Regions from separate parts of the Mus musculus genome. Here region 1 is linked to region 2. The links are chromatin loops, found by intact Hi-C in ENCODE. Cell type or tissue: left cerebral cortex. All regions are shown on one strand. Links, peaks and the distances in the headings refer to the core of each region. The heading gives the core; the rest is flanking DNA.

Region 1 (9,644 bases), core at 1,558-6,557, 71 kb after region 2:
AATGTTTTAATACCTAGAAGGAATGGGGAATGGATTTTAACTTAAATTGTTGCAAGTGGATGAATTTTGTTTGTGAAATTGCTTTGGATTGCTTTGTTTACCTTCTTAAATTATTATTATTATTGCTGATCCTGAAGACTAAAACTACAGAGAATCGGAGTTAGGGAATTGCAGAGCATTTAAAACCCACAGCAAGTGGCTAGTACCTGTGCCTACTATAATGACAGATCAAGTTCAGCCCATGTGTGATAATTATGAGCTTTCCTCTTTATGGATAACTTGTTAGGAATAATTACTGCTACCCACCTCAGTACCACATGTTTGTTTATCATCATCTGTAGTGCTCACACTGAAGCAAGATGACTGAGCATACGTAAAGATATTGTGCGTGAAATGTTTAGCAACTACCCCCCCTGTTCTCCAACCTGGTCTCCTGCTGCTGAAATGGAAAGTAACAGAAAATGACGAGAAATGCCACTGTTAGTTTTTGTTGCTTTTATACAGAGCATCCTAGGAGTGCCCTATGTGGCCCCCCTTTTAGAAAGAAAGAAAGAAAGAAAGAAAGAAAGAAGGAAAGAAAGAAAGAGAAAGAAAGAAGGAAAGGAAGGAAAGGAAAGGAAGGAAAGGAAGGAAAGAAAAGAAAGAAAGAAAGAAAGAAAGAAAGAAAGGAAGAAAGAAAGGAAGAAAGAAAGGAAGGAAGGAAGAGAAGGGAATAAAAGCAAGCAAGCAAGCTTTTGGCCTTCTTTGTAATAAGCATGTTCAGGGCTTTTTGTTTTATTTTTCTCCTTTAACCAGTGCCTTATATAACAAGATCCTCTTTACACTTCTCAGCTGGATATTTATCTCCATGTTACTGACTTAAAGACATACAAACACACCAGTCTTTCAAAGTCCAAGAGATAATGAGCAAGCCAGCTTGGTCTACAGAGTGAGTTCCAGGACAGCCAAGGTTACACAGAGAATGAATAAATGAATGAATGAAATAGACAGACAGACAGACAGAGATAAATAGAGCAAACAAGAAGCATTGGTGTGGTCTTTTTAACCCTTTTTCTTGCTAAATGATAAAATCTAATGTCTAAGTTGTGTGTACTATAATATATTCTTCCCTGATCAAGGTTGTAACTAAGTTCTGCTATCCTGGCAGGTGAAACACAGAAATTTTGTAAAGATGAAGGAAAAAAGCCTTCAAACTTGATTGAAAAAATTCTGATTTCATTGTAAACTGAAGGTAGGCCATACCTATGGACACAGGCAATAAGAATGCTCTCCTCTTGGCCCAGAGTGGTGGAGGCCAGGAACATCATTAAGAGAGGCTGACACTTACACTGGGATTTTGATCCCACATTTTGCTTTTTTTTTTTTTTTTTCTTCTTTTTTTGCATTATTTCTGGAGCCAACTACACCCCACAACTGCCACTCCCTTACCCAGAGATACTAACTGTGGGCAGTTTTTAAATGTAGCTTGAAAGGCGTTCTCAAGGGAATACTTTTCAGCTTCAGTAGCACAACTTTTCTGGTTATATATCCTAGTGGCCTTGAGCTTGCCTGCTCGTATGTGCCACTTTGCCCAGAAGACCCCCCCTCTTTTTTTTTTTTTTTTTTTTTTACTTTGAAAAAATTTACACTTGTTTATTATTTTTATGAATGTATGCTGTGGTCCACATGTGGAATTCACAGGACAGCTTGTAGGAGGAGCCTGCTCTCTCCTTCAAGTCGGTCTAGTCCTAGAACTACTTTTTGATGGGAGGTCTTATGGGAGTGAGGATGGACAGTTTTATTGAGAGATTGTTTCTATCTTTGGGGACTTTGAGCTATATGTGATTTTTTTTTTTTCTTTTCCTTCCTTCTTTCCTTTTCTTCCTTTGATTTCTTTCCTCTTTCGTTCCTTAACTTCCTTCCCTTCCTTTCTTTCTTTCCTTTCCCTCTCCCTCCTTCCCTCCCTCCCTCTTTTCTCTTTTCTTTTTTTTCCTGTCTTGTCTTGTCTTGTCTTGTCTTGTCCTGTCCTGTCCTGTCCTGTCCTGTCCTGTCCTGTCCTGTCCTGTCCTGTCCTGACCTGTCTTTTCATACAAGGTGTCTTGCTTTAAGTCAGCTGGCCAGACTTAATTCTTCTGCCTTCTGGCTTACAGGTGTACCACCATGACGGATGTGATGTAGTTGCTCAGATTGGCTTAGTAAGCCCTTCTCAGATTGTCAGTGGTTTTGAACTCTTGCTAATTCTTTCATTTATGTGTTCATGTGTATTTCAGTCCCCATTTAAACATCTTCAAACAAGAGACTTTTTAAAAAAAGAGTATTGCTCAACCATGGAAGACCTGAGAGTGGAAGTCCAGTGAAAGTAAATAGTAGCCAGGGGTTTAATCTGCCTTAATTTAATAGACTATTAGATATTTACTGTACCCAAGTTTTGACATTAGTAGATGCCAAGAATGTAACACATGTACAAAGATCTTTTATGTTTTTTATAAATCAAATAATTACATTTTTTGTTGTTTGTAAGATTCTTTTACAGTGATTTTACACATTTGCGAGGAAAGTAAAGCAAGTGTCCCCATTTTACAAGAGTAGGGTTGATAGGATGGCTTTTTGACCCTCAGTCTTTTGTTCACAAGACCTGTGCTGTTTTGGATCAGGATAATAGTCAAATTAGACCAACCATGTTTAGTCTAAAGTGTCAATCAAACCTGGAGACTTTGTGTTAAGTACAAAAGTGGGTTTTAACCAGTGAGTGCTGCTAACGTGACTGCTAGCTGACTTCTTGTACTTTTGAGGCCCGGATTTAATGAATTCAGGTTTTGAAATTGACACTTGCAGAACAGCTGTGGGCCTTGAGTAATACTAGTACATCTGTGCACCTATCAGAGCGTCAAACAAATGGGCCTGAAGATCAAGTACTGTGGCCTGCCTCGGCGCTCTGAGTTGGATGTGAGGGACACTTGGGCTATGCTGCTGCTGCTTCTTAAAAAAGATTTTATTTAATTTATAATGTGAGTACACTGTCACAGTCAGATCTCATTACAGATGGTTGTGAGCCACCGTGTGGTTGCTGGGAATTGAACTCAGGACCTTTAGAAGACCGATGGGTGCTCTTAACTGCTGGGCCATCTCTCCAGCCCTCAGGGTATGGTTCTAGGGCTGGCATGAGTGCCATCCTCCAAGACAACATACGTTGTGCTCTCAGATAAGAACTTTGATAGAGAAACCTCAGGAGATAATCTTGCTCCAGGAAAAGACTAAAGCCTACTCTGTCGTGGCCAACACTTTAAAGCCTCTGGAAAGTAAGTTAATGGGATAAAAAGTTGCATCCCATGGCCATAAAGGGTAGTGTAATGCCTTGGCTAGAGACCATATTGCAGTCATGTAGCAGGAGTACATAGTGAGCTTCACAGATGTTTCTGCCCTAGATATAGGAGGTATAATTAAGAGAGAATAAACATCTTGCTGGTAGCCAAAGATGAATACTTTTCCTACATTTCCCCAAGCATCAGCTTTTTAATGAATATTGAAAAAGTCAACTTCATTAGTTTTCTTTAAGGCTCTAATGTGTATTCCTTGTATTCTTTCCATCAGCCTGTGTTTTCAGTGTGCCTGGTCCAGGGGTGCTAGAGTAAGTACTGTAGGCATGAACAAAAGAATGCAGTGCTGAAAGCTAGGATACAGGCTGACAAGGCTTGCTCAGAATTGATCGGTATCGAAGCACTGCCCAACTGCTGCAGTGCTCGAGGCTGCTCAGCGATGTTCTTAGGCAGCTTATTCAGGTCACTGTTAGCTCGCAGAGGGAAATGTTGTTGTGGGCGTGAAGAGTTATACAGTATTCTTCCTTTGCAGCCTCCCTCAGATGAGGATTTGATGGCTCCTAGTTGATTTAGCCACTGTAGTTTGCCACTTCAAGTCACCAAACACTGCTTCTAGACACTTGTGAAAGGCTAGGCTGCATGAATGTTTTTTAAAATATGCCCAGAAACTAAGACATCTTGTAATTTATTGACAAGTTTCTGGTGTCTAGAAATATAAGGATTTTATGTTTTGTTTTTTTGTTTTTGTTAGAGTTGCTTAATTTTTACTCTTTTTTCTATTAAAAGAAATTAAATGAAAATTTCTCTTCCATTGTCAGTTTAAGATGTTATCTATTTGAAAAAAAGCATCTTAGTGTGATGCCAACATACCTATAATCTTAGTATCTATAGGAGGCATGTGGACCTTTATAAATTTGAGATCAGTCTAGCCTACATAGCAAGTGCACAGGCCATGTCAAGGCTTTAAAAAAAGGAAAGGAAGGAAATTAAATTCAAGGCTAGTCTGAGCTATATGAGACCCTATCTCAAAAAAGTTAAAATGTGTCAAGATTTAAAGTCATAATGTAGCTTGCACTGAGCCTGTTCAGTCTGGGTACTGCCACTGCTCTGCCTGCTCACTCTTCCTCAGTCAAGGACACTTGCTATGGTGGGGCTTAGTGTGATATAATTACAGTGTGGGAAAAGTGAAGGGAAAGTTTTTCTTCAGGGAAAACGAGTAAAAATCTAATTGGAAGTTATACTGGCTAAAGTACAGGTTAGGGTGTAGAGCAGACACATGGAGAATTTATAGAAATTGGTTTTTATATTTTGTCTTTGTCAATTGGCACATGGGAGGCACATTGATTGATTGATTGATTGTTTAGAATTTCTCTTGTTTGATTGTTTTGTTTTGTTAAGTAGACCAGGCTGGCCTGGAACACAGAGCTCCACCAAGCTGCCTCGTGAGTACTGGGATTAAAAGCATTAGTTTAATTAGCCAGACAGTGGTGGCGCACGCCTTTAATCCCAGCACTTGGGAGGCAGAGACAGGTGGATTTCTGAGTTCGAGGCCAGCCTGGTCTACAGAGTGAGTTCCAGGACAGCCAGAGCTACACAGAGAAACCCCTGTCTCCAAAAAAAAAAAAAAAAAAAAAAAAAAAAAAAAAAAAAAAAGGCATTAGTTCTTGTAAACTGTTGGATGGTTAAATGAATGAACGGAACTAAGAGAAGCATGACAGGGTGAGGAGTGTAGAATTTGTGGTTAGTAGGAAAAGCTATAGGTCTGTGTTCTTTGCTTTAGTTTCTGCTTCTTCACCTAGAAAAAAGGAAAAAAAAATGAACAGACTCACTGTGCCACCTTTGGGGACCTTGAGATAGCAAAGCTGACTTGATGAAAAGGCAATGAAATTGTATTGTTTCCCATGAGGGAGAAATTTGTTACATTAAAGAATGTAAGAGAAAAATGAGCAGTCACTTCTGTGTCACTGTGAGCTGCTCAGTAATGCCTTGCCATGATTTCCTTGCCATGACATACACATGCCTGTTGCATTACAGGTTTTTGTTTTTTTGTTTGTTTGTTTTTTTGAGACAGGGTTTCTCTTACAGTTTTTAGGTTACAAGTCCAATGTGAGCCCCACTTGGTGGAATTTGGTTGTTATCTGTGCTCTGCCCTCTTTCTGGAAGCGTAGAGACGATTTTTGCTCACCTTTTTTGAGCTATAACTACCTGCATTCTTTGGCTTGAGGCCCTTTCTTCCATCTCACATGAGCCTGCTCCCATTTCTACATCTCTCTGAAGCCTACATCTCGGCCCCACTCTGAGAGGATCTTTGTTTTATCAATGTGTTGAAAATAGATCCATACCCAGATGATTAGTGCACTGTCCCCGCCTTGAGACTTACTTCTCTACAAAAGCATTAAAAATCACTGACACTGGGAATTCAGATGAACATCATTGGAGGCCTCAGTTCTGCTTTCACACCCATAATCTTTAGTTTGCTGTATAGGGTATACAGAAGTCTAGTAGAGAAAACACTAAATAACTCTCAGAAAACATAAATTCTAGCCAGTCCTTTAAATTCATGGGTCTGTGTTTTAAGTTAAGGAGTTAACTAATGGTTCTGAATCTGCATTGTGTATTACAATGACTTAGAGTGAGGATTTGCCCTTCCTGTTTAGCTCTTCGTGCTGTTTCTGGTCTCCACACTATAGTTGTGTGAAGCATACTTATAATCCTTATAATCCCTGCAGGATCTGTTTTTTAGGTGCAATGTAGTCAGTTTTATTGCACTTTTAAAAATTTTGTCTGTATGAATATTTTGGCTACATGCTTGTGTGTACCACATTAGTGCCTGGTGCCTCAGGAAGTCATTAATTACATCCCCTGGAACTCTGGTGTTAGAAAGCGGCTGTGGGTGCTGGAAACAAAACTTGGGTCTTCTGGAAGAATATCAGCTGTTCTTGACCACTGATCCATCTCTCCAGCTCCATATCATCACTTTAGTTGAAAGAGGCAGGTTGCTTTCAGAGCTCCTACAAAGGACAAAGCAACTGGTGTTTAAATAGGAAGGGAACAGATATCCATGTTCCAGTCCCTTGTTTTCTCTGTTCTCATCTGTAAATGAGTGATAACAAGGCCACTTTATGGGTGATTGTTAACTTTTTGATCTGTAGGACATGTGTAGAGTGTCATTGGCCTGTAGTGATCTTGGGTAACATAATAGCGGTTCTGAGCCAGCCACTATTTTAAGTTTGGATTGATGCATACAGTACTGACCATTTCTGTGAGGTGAGCACTGTTTGTACTGTCCTTAAGTGTGGATTCAATAAAGGTTAGGAAATTGGTAGGTCAGACATAGTAAGATTGTAGAGTCTGTGTACTTAATTCTTCCTTGCCCAATACCACGTCAGATAATAGTCTCGTCCTGTATCAATTATGGAATGTTGACTATAAGTTTTAAGATTAGTTGAAAAGAGGGGGTGGGGACATGAGCATGCGCTTATGCATATTGCCTGTCTCTGTTGTCCTGTAAAAGTCTGGATATGCAATTCTTGGATTGGTTGGGTTAGTACTCAAGAGTGTCACAATAAGTCTAAGTCTCTCATCTTCCCACTCTGCTGTAGTCAAGAGAGGCTGAGCAAGATGATCTGGTTTTCTGCTTGGTTGGTTGGTTGGTTGGTTGGTTTTGTTTTGAGACAGGGTAGTAGCCCTGCTCTGTTCTGGAACTCACTGTGTAGACCAATGAACTGAAATGTCAGGCTGATTTGAAATTCAGAGATTTGCCTGCCTCTGCCTCTTCCTCTAGAATGCTGCCCATGTTGCAGAAGCACCTTTGCTTGTAGACTTTCAAGAGTTCTTGGTGCATCCATTTTTATTGACTATCATGAACTGAGAGTCATCCTCCAAGATGGAGAGGGCCTGAAACTCAAACCCTCTGGATAAATGATTGCTTGGGTACCTTGTATAAGAAAAGTAGATTAGTAGGAACAGTTGACAGTCGGCCACTGATAGATTGGCTGTCTTCTGTTTCTTTGGTTTGGTGATGGGGCCTTTTTTCCTGAAGGAGGTATAGATGTAGAAAACCTGGAGATTCCACAAGTGTTCTTAACTGCCTTTGGTTTACTCCAGGCTAAATGATCTTTGCTTTCTTCTCATAGGTGCAAGTAAACATTTACTGATTATTTACCCCACAAGGTTCTTGGTCTTCTGAGAGGGAGGTATTTTTCTCCAAGAGACATTATTACCTGTGACCTAATGCTAGGTCCTGCCCCTCTGATACTTTACCTATTTACAGTGGACATGTGCAGGTCTTATCAGGTGAATGCATTAATCCATATTCTTAGCTATTTCATCATGGTGAACATTTAGGCTCCACAGTTGCCAGTGTTCTGGGAGCTTAGCCAGCTCAGAATTAAGGGTTTAAGAACCACACATATTTTATTTTTCATAGAAGCAGGAACAAATACCTGTGTCTTCTGGTTAGCCTTCCTGGTGGGTCATGACCACACCCAGGAAAGTTGAATAATCTGCATCCTTCCTTAGTAGGGCCTCATGTGGTTGTGTTTTGGTAATGTTGATAGTATAGACAGTATGAGTACTCTCAATAGCCACAACAAGGTGACAACAGAGATGACCATATAAGGAGGAACACTGCAATCAGAGAATAGTGTCTCACTTAGCCAGAAATTCATGGCAGATTTCCTAGTACATTTAAAATAGGATTCATGTACAAAAATAGCATTTACATACAGGAACTCATATTTTCTGTAAAGAAATATACTTGTATTGGGCATTTAGGATAAGTAGATCAAAATTAAAAATAAAATCTTATAAATATAAAAACTAGAAACCAAGTCCCACTTTTAATTGTAAAAAGTTTCTATATGTGTTGTGTATATATATACCTTCACTCTCCTCCTACACAAGATTTCTGTGGCAGAAATAGAAGCAGGGTCTACAGACAACACATGATAGCAGAAAGAAATTTCAGTAGAGCAGGGAGTGGGTAAATAGGCAGGTTTGGGGTAGCACACTCACTGGTGTGTCTGCCACATACTGTAGAGTGTGGCTTGCCCTAGTGTGTTCTGCTTGATGTGAGTTCATCCATAAGGCCTAGCCTAGAACAGTGCTATATCTCTTCCATTGTGTGGTCAGCAAGTGGTAGAGACCTACCAACCTAGCCTACCACCACAGATCCCTCCAACCACAAAGGCCATGCTGAGACCGAACTAATGAGGTAGGGAAGGCCTGCAAGAAAAGGGCTGGTCTAGAGTTACTAACATGCCTTATTTTCCTTTCAGAAATGCTCCCACTGCCAGGAGGCTGGCGCTACTTTGGGCTGCTACAACAAAGGCTGCTCCTTCCGATACCATTACCCATGTGCCATTGACGCAGGTAAGTTGGACCACACACCCTTTTTGAGAGGATCTAGAGAGCTAGAAGATACAAATTCATTATCTCCCCTTCTGTATATTTTTATTGTCTCCCTTATTTTTCTCCTATTTGTAAGTTCTAAAATGTAGAGAGGAGGCTACAATGACAGAGCAAGTTTAAAAATACCTGTTTTGTTCATCTAGTTCATTTATGAGTTACCTACTTAAGTGTACATACAATTCAGTGGTTTCTATGTGTTTGTGGAGTTGAGTAGCCATTACTCCAAAATATTTAACATTTAGGTTTTCATCACTTGTGAAATATTAACACCTTCCTTCCCCTCACTCCAGCTGTTGGCAATTAGAGATTCACTTTCAATAGATGTTTCTAATTCAGACATTTCATATAAATGGAACATTTTGTGGCCGGGATTTTCAGTTACACTATTTCTAAGGTTCATCCATAGCAGCATATGTTAGTTAGTACTTCATTCATTTTCCCTGCCAAACTATCTGTTATATAGGATGGGCTGGTTAGACTCACCTTTCATCAGTTGATGGCTGTGGGGTTTGTTTCACGTCTATGAATTATGTTACCGTAGAACAGTTACATATGATAATGCTTAACCTTTAGAGGAATAGCCATATAGTTTTCCAAAATATATACACATTTTGCATTCCCACTAACAATGTATTAGGATTCCAATTTTTCAGTATCCTTACCAAACATACTTACAAGTCTTTATTATCACTGTAGACATCCCAGCGAGTGTGAGATGCTATATTGTTGTAGTTTGGTTTTGTTCTTCTTTAATGATGTTGAACATCTTTCTATGTGCTTATTGGTCATTTGTACAACTTCTATGGAGAAGTGTTCATTCCAGTTCTCTGCCCACTGTTAAATTGTTGTTTTACTTATTTTGTCCACATGGATTACAAATATTTCTTCCATTCTTTGAACTTTCTTACTTTTCTGAAGGTGGTGTTTTTTTTGAGA
Region 2 (9,644 bases), core at 1,552-6,551:
AGAAGGCTGGGTACCAGTCCCAGTTCTGCCTTCTGTTGGCTGCCTCACTTGGAACTAGTCACTCACCTCTCTGTGTGCTTCTTTCTGCTTAGTATCATGACTGGTGCCTCACAGGCTTTTAGTGAGAAGTAAAAACCATCACCTAGGGGAGGGACCCCATGCCTAGGAGGCAGGAAGAACACTTGCTTCCTATGGCCCAAATCCCAATTAAAGAAGTTGAGACCTTAAGTCAGGAGTGATTTGCTGAAGAGTACACACTGGGGAGAGCATATTGGTCTCCAGCTTTGTGATCTGTGTTGGTATTTCCATGTCAGTGGCTGCTCAGGCAGACTCCAGCCCAGTGGTTCAGTGCATTTCAAGTTGGGTGGAGAGCTGATGTTTCCTACCGTCTCCCTTCAGGGTCCTTCTTCATCTGTGGTTAAAATGACCTCTGCTAGGCATCAGTTCCACAGACGGTCGGTCTCCAGAGCCTCAGTGTACTGTGGAGAGAGACTGCCACCGAGTCCTTTGTTCTCTATGGTCTCTTTTCCTGGTCACCTGGAGACTTTGGACCTGCCAGCTCTCTGCCTCTTTTCCAAGTGACTACTTTTCCAAGTCCTTGAGCATTAGGAAGCTGGGCTGTTAAAAGTACAATCACTGGGGACCTAGGATAATCCCAGCTCTGCCTCTTTCAGGCTTAATGACTTTGGACAAGTTACTTGAATTCCCCTGTATCGGAGGCTGCATTTGTAAAGTGGGGTGTGACATCAGTATCAATCTCATCAGGTTCTCTCTTGAGCGTTGATTAGGGTGGTAAGGGGAAGTCTGCCCCGTTCCTGGTATCCTCTGGCTGTCTCATAATCAGCGATATGTATGATTTTTGTGAATATGCTGTCTTTTCTTGCAAAGTGTACCAGACACCAGACAGACGTGGGAAGGTCCAGTAACAACAACAACAACAACACAACAAAAGACAAACAGCCCAGTGGGACTAGTGGGAACCATGACTTTGATCTTGTAGGGCAGAGTGGAAGGGCAAGCTGGTGAGCAGAAGCCCCTTCACAAGAAAGATACAAGGCCTTGCAGGGCCACATCTTTGTCATCTTTTTCTACTGCTTTGGGCATAGGTCTCTTGTGCATAGCAGGGGCAATAGTTCCCTCCACATACAGTCTTGGGCATCCCCACCCAAGGCTTTAAAGCCTTTCTTCACCTTGCCTGAGAAAGCTTACAGTCTCAAAGACTGCAGGTGAACCTGTGGAATGAAGGCATGCCCAGAGCATCAAGCCATGCCTGAGCGCCTAAGCACGCTCAGTATCTCCGCTCTTGGCCTGGGGAAAATACCTGGCGTGGGACAGGCACTGCATAGTGTTGGGGGCAGTTTCCCCTTCTGTCCACCACAGACTTTTGAAAGCTGCAAGACTAGAGGTGAAGCCCCAGGATTGTGAAGTAGGAATCCAGGCTGTCTTCTTGGTGGGTCAGAGTTGTTAGCCAGTGGCCCCTCCCAAGAGAAAGGAGAGCAGGAGTCTGCTGAGGGATAAAGGTGAGGGCTGTTCCCTTGCTCAAGAGAGTCAGCTAGTATGGGGAAGGACGACACCAGCCTGCAGCTGAAACAGACACCCTGGCTCAGTTCTCACAAGTCACTGATCTGCTGAGCAGGGCCAGTCTCCTCAATCAATCCGTGCTGACAGATGGTAGCAGAATCAGTGACCTAGAGGCAGAAGGCTCCATTTGTAATCCCAGAGCGGCCCAGGTTCTTGGAGGAGGGCTGAGGAGTTTGTAATAAAAGGAGTGACACAGGGTTTCCAAAAGCCATCTCAGAGCCAGAGAAAGAGAGAAGGGATTAGTTTTGCCTCTGGAATTGATACACAGTGATTCCGTTCAATAGGTAGTTTAGAGTGGACTGGGTTAGGAGAGATGGGAGAAAGAAACAGCTCATTTACTTTGTTTTCTTTAAAAGACTACAAAGTATAGAAAGAAAACTGAGATGGATACATTTGAGACAAGGAGGATACAAGAGGCTGAAGCAAGCTGGGTGTAGTATTGTCAGGGCCGCGATCCCAGCACCCCAGAGGCTGAGTCTGGAGGATGATGACTTGAAGCCAGCCTCTGAGACTCTGTCTCAAAACAAAGTAACGACCCTGAGTTGTAGGACTTTGGGTAGCAATTAATTTCCCTGAGCTTTATCTGCTCAGCTGTTCTGGCCTCCAATTTACAGTGATATCCTTCTTTCAGTCTCCTGCATCCTTGGACTCCAAGCGTGTATCACAGTGCATGGTGGTGTTAGAGTTAGTTGTGTCTGGTACTGCATGAATTCTTGGTGCAGCTCTCATTAGATACTCTCAGTACCTATTAAGTGAGGTAACACTAGGGGGTCAGGCATGGAACTCAGCGGGGAGAAATGAGTTGTCCAGGCCCCCCACACAGCACAAGAGCACTACTACCTGTCTGCTGGTCATGATTTCAATGAATGTGTTTCCTCTGTGTGATAATTCAAAGGCATATGGTAGGGTCCCAGCAGATCTGGCTGTAAGAATGGGGCAAGCTTCCATGTGGTGGTCATCTGGATAGTGTTCTGAAAGGGACTGAAAGAGTAGGGAGGGGGCTACCGTAGGGAAGGAGGCAGGGACTGGACCCAGTGTTTCTCTGCATCCTGTTCCTCGTGAGCTCTCTGGTATCCTTCTTGTCCCCGTGAGGCAAAGTGAGACCTAGGAAGAAGGGAGAATGAGGAAATGGTGTCCCTTTATGAACTGGCTGGGGATGCCTTCAACACTGAGTCACCAAGAAGGCACATCTACATTCTCCTCCCTCCCACGCCCCTTGGTGCAGAAAACTTTAGAGGTTTCCAGTTCCTCCCACCTTTCTCATGGCAGTCTTGACACTAGCAGTAGCCAGGCTGTGGTCTCTTAAAAGCCTTAGTGGCTGAGAGTTTGAAAGAAACAGAACAATGGGAACAGCTAGAGGGCAGGGCCTGGCGGTCTATTCAGCTTTGCCGCTTTGCTCCGGAAGGGCTTGGCACTTTGCCTGTTGTCAAAGAGGTGTGGGGGAGTCAAATCTCCGGGAACAGCCAGACCTGCGTTGGACTAGCCCCTACTTGATGAGGTGGGCTGGGAGAAATCATTACCTTCTCCACCACATCCTCCTGATAGGGTCCCTAGAACCAGGATCCCTAGCTGTGCCTGGAATCACCAGACCCTCTGTGGGTGGCCTGAGGCTAGGGAGAGTGAAGTACTCTGGCTGGATAGAATGAAAGGTGAAAGGGTAAAAGCCAGGCCACAGGGATCTGTAGATCCCAAATATATGAAATCTGGTCCCCAGACCAACCACAACTGACTCCTGTCAGCATCTCACCTTACACCCAAAGCATGTTTGGATTCCAGTTTCCTCTCAAGTTGGGTTGCTTTAGAGGGGAAGCCACAGACTCCCCAACATCTAGGCTGGATGCAGGCTTAGTTTAGAATCAGTAGTTTTAGGGACACATAATTCAAACCTTCTCCTTCCTCTTGCATCTGTGAGGTCCAAAGTGGAGAGGTCTCTGAGTGTGCCAAAAGCAGGGTATAAATAGTCCAACCTCACCCTCTCCTTATTAGCTTCATTTTGCATAGCAGAGGGGTGGGCACACAGTAGGTACTGCCATCTAAGGCAGCAGTTCCAACCTAGGCGTCGGGACAGCTTTGGTAGTGAATGACCCTTTCACAGGAGAGGCTGTCAGAAAACAGAGATTACTATTCATAACAGTAGCAAAATTACAGTTATGAAGTAGCATTGACATAGTTTATGGTTAGGGTCACCACAATATGAACTATATTAATGGGTCAAAGCATTAGGAAGGTTGAGAACCACTGATCTATGAGACGGTGGTTGTACATGAGATTTTTCTTGAGGAAAAAGAAATTTAGCCCTTTGCTCTGTGAAGATATCTGAGGAACAAGGGAAGGCTGGCTAGGGCCTGAGGCATGGCCCTGGAAATCTCTTACTTCAGTTCTGGGCCTACCATCCAGGAGTGCAGAACCTCAGCACCACTGCAGACTACTGGTGTGGAAGTCTATTTTACACGTGAGGTAGGTTGGCTTCTTTGCTTTTAGAACGGAGGAAACTGAGTGTCAGAGACTGTTGTTCATCCAGGAACACCCAGTAGGCACCATGGGCAGAGAGTGCATCCGCACACACCAGGCCATGTTACCCACCTGGGCCCGGCGGACGTTAAGAAAGCGGGAGCCACCCTGGTGGCAGCTCAAGTAACTATACAAATTGCCACGGGCTTCAAGGGCTGCCAAAGGCGCGACTTCGGATTTGGAGGCTCTGGGAGAACTCCAGAAATCCCAGTAGAAGGTTCTGTGCCACTAACTCCCCAGAAAGTTGCTCTGGGGCACCCCACAAGGTAGCCTTAAGCGGAGGGCTGGAGGTAGCACTGGGCGCGTGGTCCCGGACCGCAGAGTAGGGGGTCTCCTTGCTGCGCCTCTCGACGCTGCCACACGCGGGTGGGCAGCGCGCCACCCCGCCCCCGGCCCCGCCCCCTGCGCCCGCCCCGCCCCGCCGCGCGCCCTCCCGCCCGCCCGCGCGCCGGGGCCCGGAGCCGCCTCATTGGCTGCGCGCCGTCACCTGACGCTCTGTTATTTCCTGTGTGTTGGGAGAATGGAGAGAAAAAACCCGGAGCCGAGCCGCCTTCGGCCCCTGCGAGGCGGCCACGGCCTCAGCCGGGGGAGCCCTCCCTGAGGCGCGCCGGAGCGGGGAGTGAGCCAGCGAGCGCGCGGGCCGGAGCGAGCCTCTAGGGGCCGCGGCCCCGGCCCGCCCCGCCGTCGGCCTGGGCGTCCGCGCTGGAGGCGGTGGAGGCACCCCCACCCCCACCCCGCGCCGCGCCGCCGCCCCCTCCCCTCCCAGCGCCGGCGGAGGCCGAGGGACGGGCCGGGGGGCTCCTGCAGGTAACCGCCGCCCGGCCTGAGGAGAAAGGGCAGCCCGAGGGGCCGGGACCGGGCCGCGCCGCTCAGGCTGGCTGCTGGGAGCACAGGTCGTGGCCCGGCCCGCCCTGCAAGTGCTGAGCCTCGGGAGTCGCGGAGCGGGCTGAGGGGACCGGCGTGGGCTGCCGAGGGGTCAACGGCCAGGACCGGCGTCAGGGCAGAGCGGCCGGAGGCTCTGGGGCTGCGGGCGGAGATACCTGGTCGTTGCGGCCTGAGGTGCTGAGGGGTCCACGTTCTTGGCAGCCCCGCGGGGACCGGCGTTGCTGGCCTCTTGGCCGGGGGCTGGGGGCGAGGCACCCGTGAAGGGCCGGGCTTGGAGCGGGCCGGGGAGGGGCCGGCTGGGGCTGGCGGAGCAGCCGCGCGAACACCTGAGGCCATGTGGATGCGGCTGCCTGTCGCCTGCCGGCGGCCCAGAGCAGGTACCCGGCGGCGGGGCGCGAGCTAGGGGCGCAGGATGCACTTCCTGTGTGGGGCGCTCTCCCCTCCCCCGCCGCGGTGAGCAGGGCAGGGCGCAGGGTCCCGCGGAGTCCACGAAGGAGCTCTTTCTCGCGGGTAGGGGATGGGAAGGCGAGGCTCTGAGTCTCTCTTCCTCATTCTCACGGAAAAGTGGTGGCTTATAGAAGAGTTTGCTATCCGGCCTGCGGCGGGAGGTGGGATGTCTTGAGTGCGCCGGGATGGGAGTGGAATTTAGTGTGTGTGTGTGTGTGTGTGTTGGGGGGGGGCAGTGGAGCTGCGGATTCCTCCACGGTTTGTGGGTGCGGACACCAGTTTTGCTTGCCTGCCTGTATTCAACTCCTTTGGGGACGAATCAGAATTAGGGGTTTCTACCCGAGCTCTGCGTTCTCCCTCCAGAGATTAGATGACTCTGGTAAATGCTATAAAAATGGATGGAATTTTTGAGCTATTATCTAACAGGCTGATCTTTGAATGATAATTGGACCCTTATGTTAACAGCCTTAGTGAAGAGTTTTATAAAAGATTTTACATGGGGTGGCATTGGCAGCTGGGGAAACGGCACTAAATTCTGATCTAGGAGGCCTGGAATGCACTTCCAGCTTGGCCACCAAATAAACTGTAGCCCTGGGCAAGTTACCTACCCTCTCATGCCTCAATTACACTTCTGTTAAAGACTCCCTTGCAGGCCAGACATTTCGAAGGTTTATTTGAGTTTGGTTTGGTGGTTCTTCCACTCCGGTTTTGTGCTCGCTCTCATTTTGATCATAGGAACTTTACTGAGAGATGTAAGATGCGCCTCACTGGCTTGAGAAGTAACTTGGTCAGGGTAGTTTGTGCTCAATTCCCAGTGCTTTTCTGTGCTTCTGAAGAGAAAACGCACACTATTAATAGCAGTCTAGCTTATGTTGAATGCACATTATTATGCTTTTTTTTTTTCCTTTGTGATAAGAGTTTTCCGAAAAAGCACTGGCTAATTGGGAAATATGGATGCGATGATTGGGTCTGTTTTTGTTGGAAGCCCTTTCCACGTGGGGAAGGGATGCTATTTCAAGATCTTTTAGGTGACTCTTACTTGGCTAACTTCAAATTCCAATTTCAGTCTTGGAGTAGGGATAAAGTAGAATTAGCTATGCGATGTAGTAGGCTTGCAGAATTAATATCCACCTCAGGATGCAGTAAATGGTTTGCATCCCCGGTTTATTCCTAGTGGTAGCAGGGTACTTCCCTGGCAGATGCTGAAGAACCCGTTAGTTTTACTGATTTTCTGGTGTGTGAGGGCCCTGGGCCATATGCTTTTGAATGGTAAGTACTCTTAGACCAACTTGGATTTTGCTCTTGTTTGTGGAAGACTTTGTTTTGTTTTGTTTTTGTTTGTTTTTTTGTTTTTGCTCAATTCCCCATAAAATATAGCTCACTATGGTTTTTTTAGATCATTTTTTAAAAAATTTTGGTCTGTATAGCCTTAATGGTCTTTAAACGTGGATGGCAAAATGGGCTCATAATGTTTATCTTGTGTATGTGTTAAAAGAAGGTTTTCTTTTATATTAGTTAAAATCATGCCTGTCACATAAGGAGACACTTAAGATTATACATATGAGTTATTTGGAATTTTTTATTAGGACTTGAATTATGACCTCATGTTTACTGTATGATTTGAAAAAGTGCCAGTTACTTGAATTAGAAGCACCTCTCACACTCAAGTATGTATTATGCTTGTTTTATGGCTTATGAAAAAATTACTATAAAGCTTTACTGTGGTAGTTTGTGAGTGTGTATGTATGTACGTATGTATATGAGAGATCTTACATAGGTAAGATAGTAGGAGAATTGCCTTTATTAAGTTTTAACTTAGAGAGGAAAGGAAGCTAACATTTACGTTAAAAACAAAAACAATGTATGGACTTAGGCCAAAGAATTCTAAACTGTCCTAAAATGTCTACCCAGTGGACCTAAGAGTTCATTATTCCTTCTCCACAGAATACATAAGCTAGTGAGAGGTGGAGCTTGAATATAACTCTTCTCTCCTAGGTCCCAAAACTTGTTACCAGGTTCCTTTTAACTCAGGGCCTGCTCAAGGGGCAGATTAGTTAGTATGGGTGGCCCTAAAATACTTAGCTTTCTACTGTCATTCTGCTCTACTGGCTCTTTAAAACAAACAAACAAACAAACAAACAAACAACAGCACAACAAGCAATAACAACCAAACTGGTGAATATGAAATTTGGAGCTGGGTGAAATACTGGAAGGTGGTTTCTGTGACCCTTGGGAATTTTCTTAACTTTCAGTTTGTCCTTGCTTGGCCAGTTTTGCTGGTATGCCTAAGATTTAATTTGTAAGACGTTTCTCTTTCTTATCTACTTCTGCCATTTTGTCTTGAGCTGAAAACATAACCTGAAAGAGCAAGAGAAGTCATAAAAGGTTGTCTTTCTTGTTGCCTGTGTGACTGGTTTGCAAGTGTTCAGGAACCATGTCATGATTGCTTTCACTTTGGCCAAGTGAGACTTTTTTGACATAAATTTATGAAAAACAGAACTTGTCCCAGGATGCCTTAAGCATTACTCCCTCTTGGGGGAGTATTTTTAGTTTTAGGCCCTTGAAAGTCTTGTGGAGGTGATACTGGGGATTGAGAGCAGTCTCAATTGTGCTAGACAGGCAGGTATTCTGCTAGTGAACTATATATACACCCAAGCTTCCCAAGGAGCTTGTCATGACCATGGTACCCACAGTACAGAGGAAAAGAGTCTCATGGTGACAAAATTCAGAGTTTCCTATATTAGGGCCGTGCTTGCTTTGAGGTAATGCACAGGACTAGCAGGAAGATATGCTATGTAACAGGAGTTGTTGGTATAGCTGTGGCTTTATTTGGTGGTTCTTTATGGATTTAAGAACATAGAGCTGGCTGTGGTGGTATATGCTTTTAGTCCCAGTACTCTCAAAGGCAGGCAGGTCTCTATGACTTTGAGGCTAGCCTGGTCTACATAGTGTTCCAGTCTCAAAAACAAACAAACAAACAAACAAAAAAAACAAAAGAAACTCTCTCTGTAGGATTGGGACACTTGACTATTAACACAATATGGAGATGGTTTCTTTGTTTGTACATTGTATCCCTAAATGTTGATTAAAATCCTCTTGTATATGTCAGGCCATTTGCATTAATAGATGTTCATGGGCTACATTAAAAGGTAGAAGAAGTGGAAAGCAGACTATAAACAGTAAGTAAATAAGAATGTCATATAGTAATAGCAACAAAGAGAATAAAAAAATATAGGTGGATGTGTTGGTTCCTGCTTATAATCTGGGAACTCATGAGACAGAAGCAGGATTGTGAGTTTAAAGCCAGCTTGAGCTACATGAGCAAGTCTATCTGGAAAAGAAAGAAAAGAAGCTTAATATGATAATGACATAGAATGCTGCTTTAGATTGGTTTCAAAGATGGTCCCTGTTTTGTAGACATTTCTCTCAGCTGCGTGGACAGATTTAATCTTTAGGACAAGTAAAAAATGTTAAGTAATTTACTTTGGCCTTGAACATCTGGGAAAAAATACCGAGGGCCACTGCTAGGAAATGTTGTTCCCTTCTCATAGTCTGCTACCACCATTAAACATATGCTTTCTGTAACAAATGTGTTTTATCCCATACTTACAAAACAACACACAGAACCTGTTTCCCATTTATGTGGCCAGCCACAGTAGTAATCAAGGACATACCTGGAGAAGTAGTACCCTTGTTCATCTCAAGAGATCCTACTCCCCCACGCCCCCCCAACTTGGCTGGCTCATTCGCACTATATATATAGCTGAGGATACTCTGGTTTCTCTTCAGATTGTATTAATCTTTCGCCTTTTACTATATAGCTGAGGATGACCCTGAACCTCTGATCCTCCTACTTCCTCCTCCTAAGTTCTAGGATCAGACATGCACTACTACTGCAATTAAGAAGAATTCCTACTTTTTATTAGGCACAGTGAATATTTTTCAGGCTTCCTAAGTAATAGTTTTTACTTTTAGTCATAGAAGTGAAACCAGGGCTGAACTGAAACTGAGGTGTGGGGATAACATCAAAAGGCCTCATTGTAACTGAACTCTAAGGAAGCATTTCTCCATGTTATACATTGTGGACCAAGACACAATCAGGATAAGAAACCAGTTAGTGGGGTCTAAGAAGCCAACACTGTCTTTCTGAAAAGTAACAGTAACACAGTCTTTGTCCATACTGCTTCATATTGATAACAATGTTTCTTTTCTTACTCTCC

What was found. Peaks named below come from ENCODE experiments on the same cell type or tissue, not always from the same donor. Only the 100,000 strongest peaks of a DNase experiment are listed, where the experiment ranks them.
Region 1: a loop joins it to region 2, with 2.2 times the contacts of the local background. A loop is called at or near these places in 1 of 42 quality-filtered maps.

Annotation. Positions count from the first base shown.
Region 1 is chr15:82,824,256-82,833,899 of GRCm38, reverse strand. Tcf20 (transcription factor 20) reads left to right here. Exons shown (of 5, transcript NM_013836.3): 3 at 8,576-8,669. Among named protein-coding and RNA genes, the nearest start is that of Cyp2d26, 35 kb to the right of the region's middle. In left cerebral cortex, for the core only: no CTCF peak of the experiment used is centred there; a DNase peak (open chromatin) is centred at 3,781.
Region 2 is chr15:82,894,757-82,904,400 of GRCm38, reverse strand. The region is part of intron 1 of Tcf20 (transcription factor 20); the gene reads left to right. Tbrg3 (transforming growth factor beta regulated gene 3) reads left to right here and starts at 5,940. Exons shown (of 1, transcript NR_027799.1): 1 at 5,940-9,644. Gm20324 (predicted gene, 20324) reads right to left here and starts at 5,321. Exons shown (of 4, transcript NR_045068.1): 1 at 5,133-5,321; 2 at 3,329-3,682; 3 at 2,587-2,685. In left cerebral cortex, for the core only: CTCF peaks have their summits at 4,172 and 5,378; DNase peaks (open chromatin) are centred at 2,810, 4,266, 4,605 and 5,470; H3K4me3 peaks cover 2,172 bases; H3K27ac peaks cover 1,105 bases.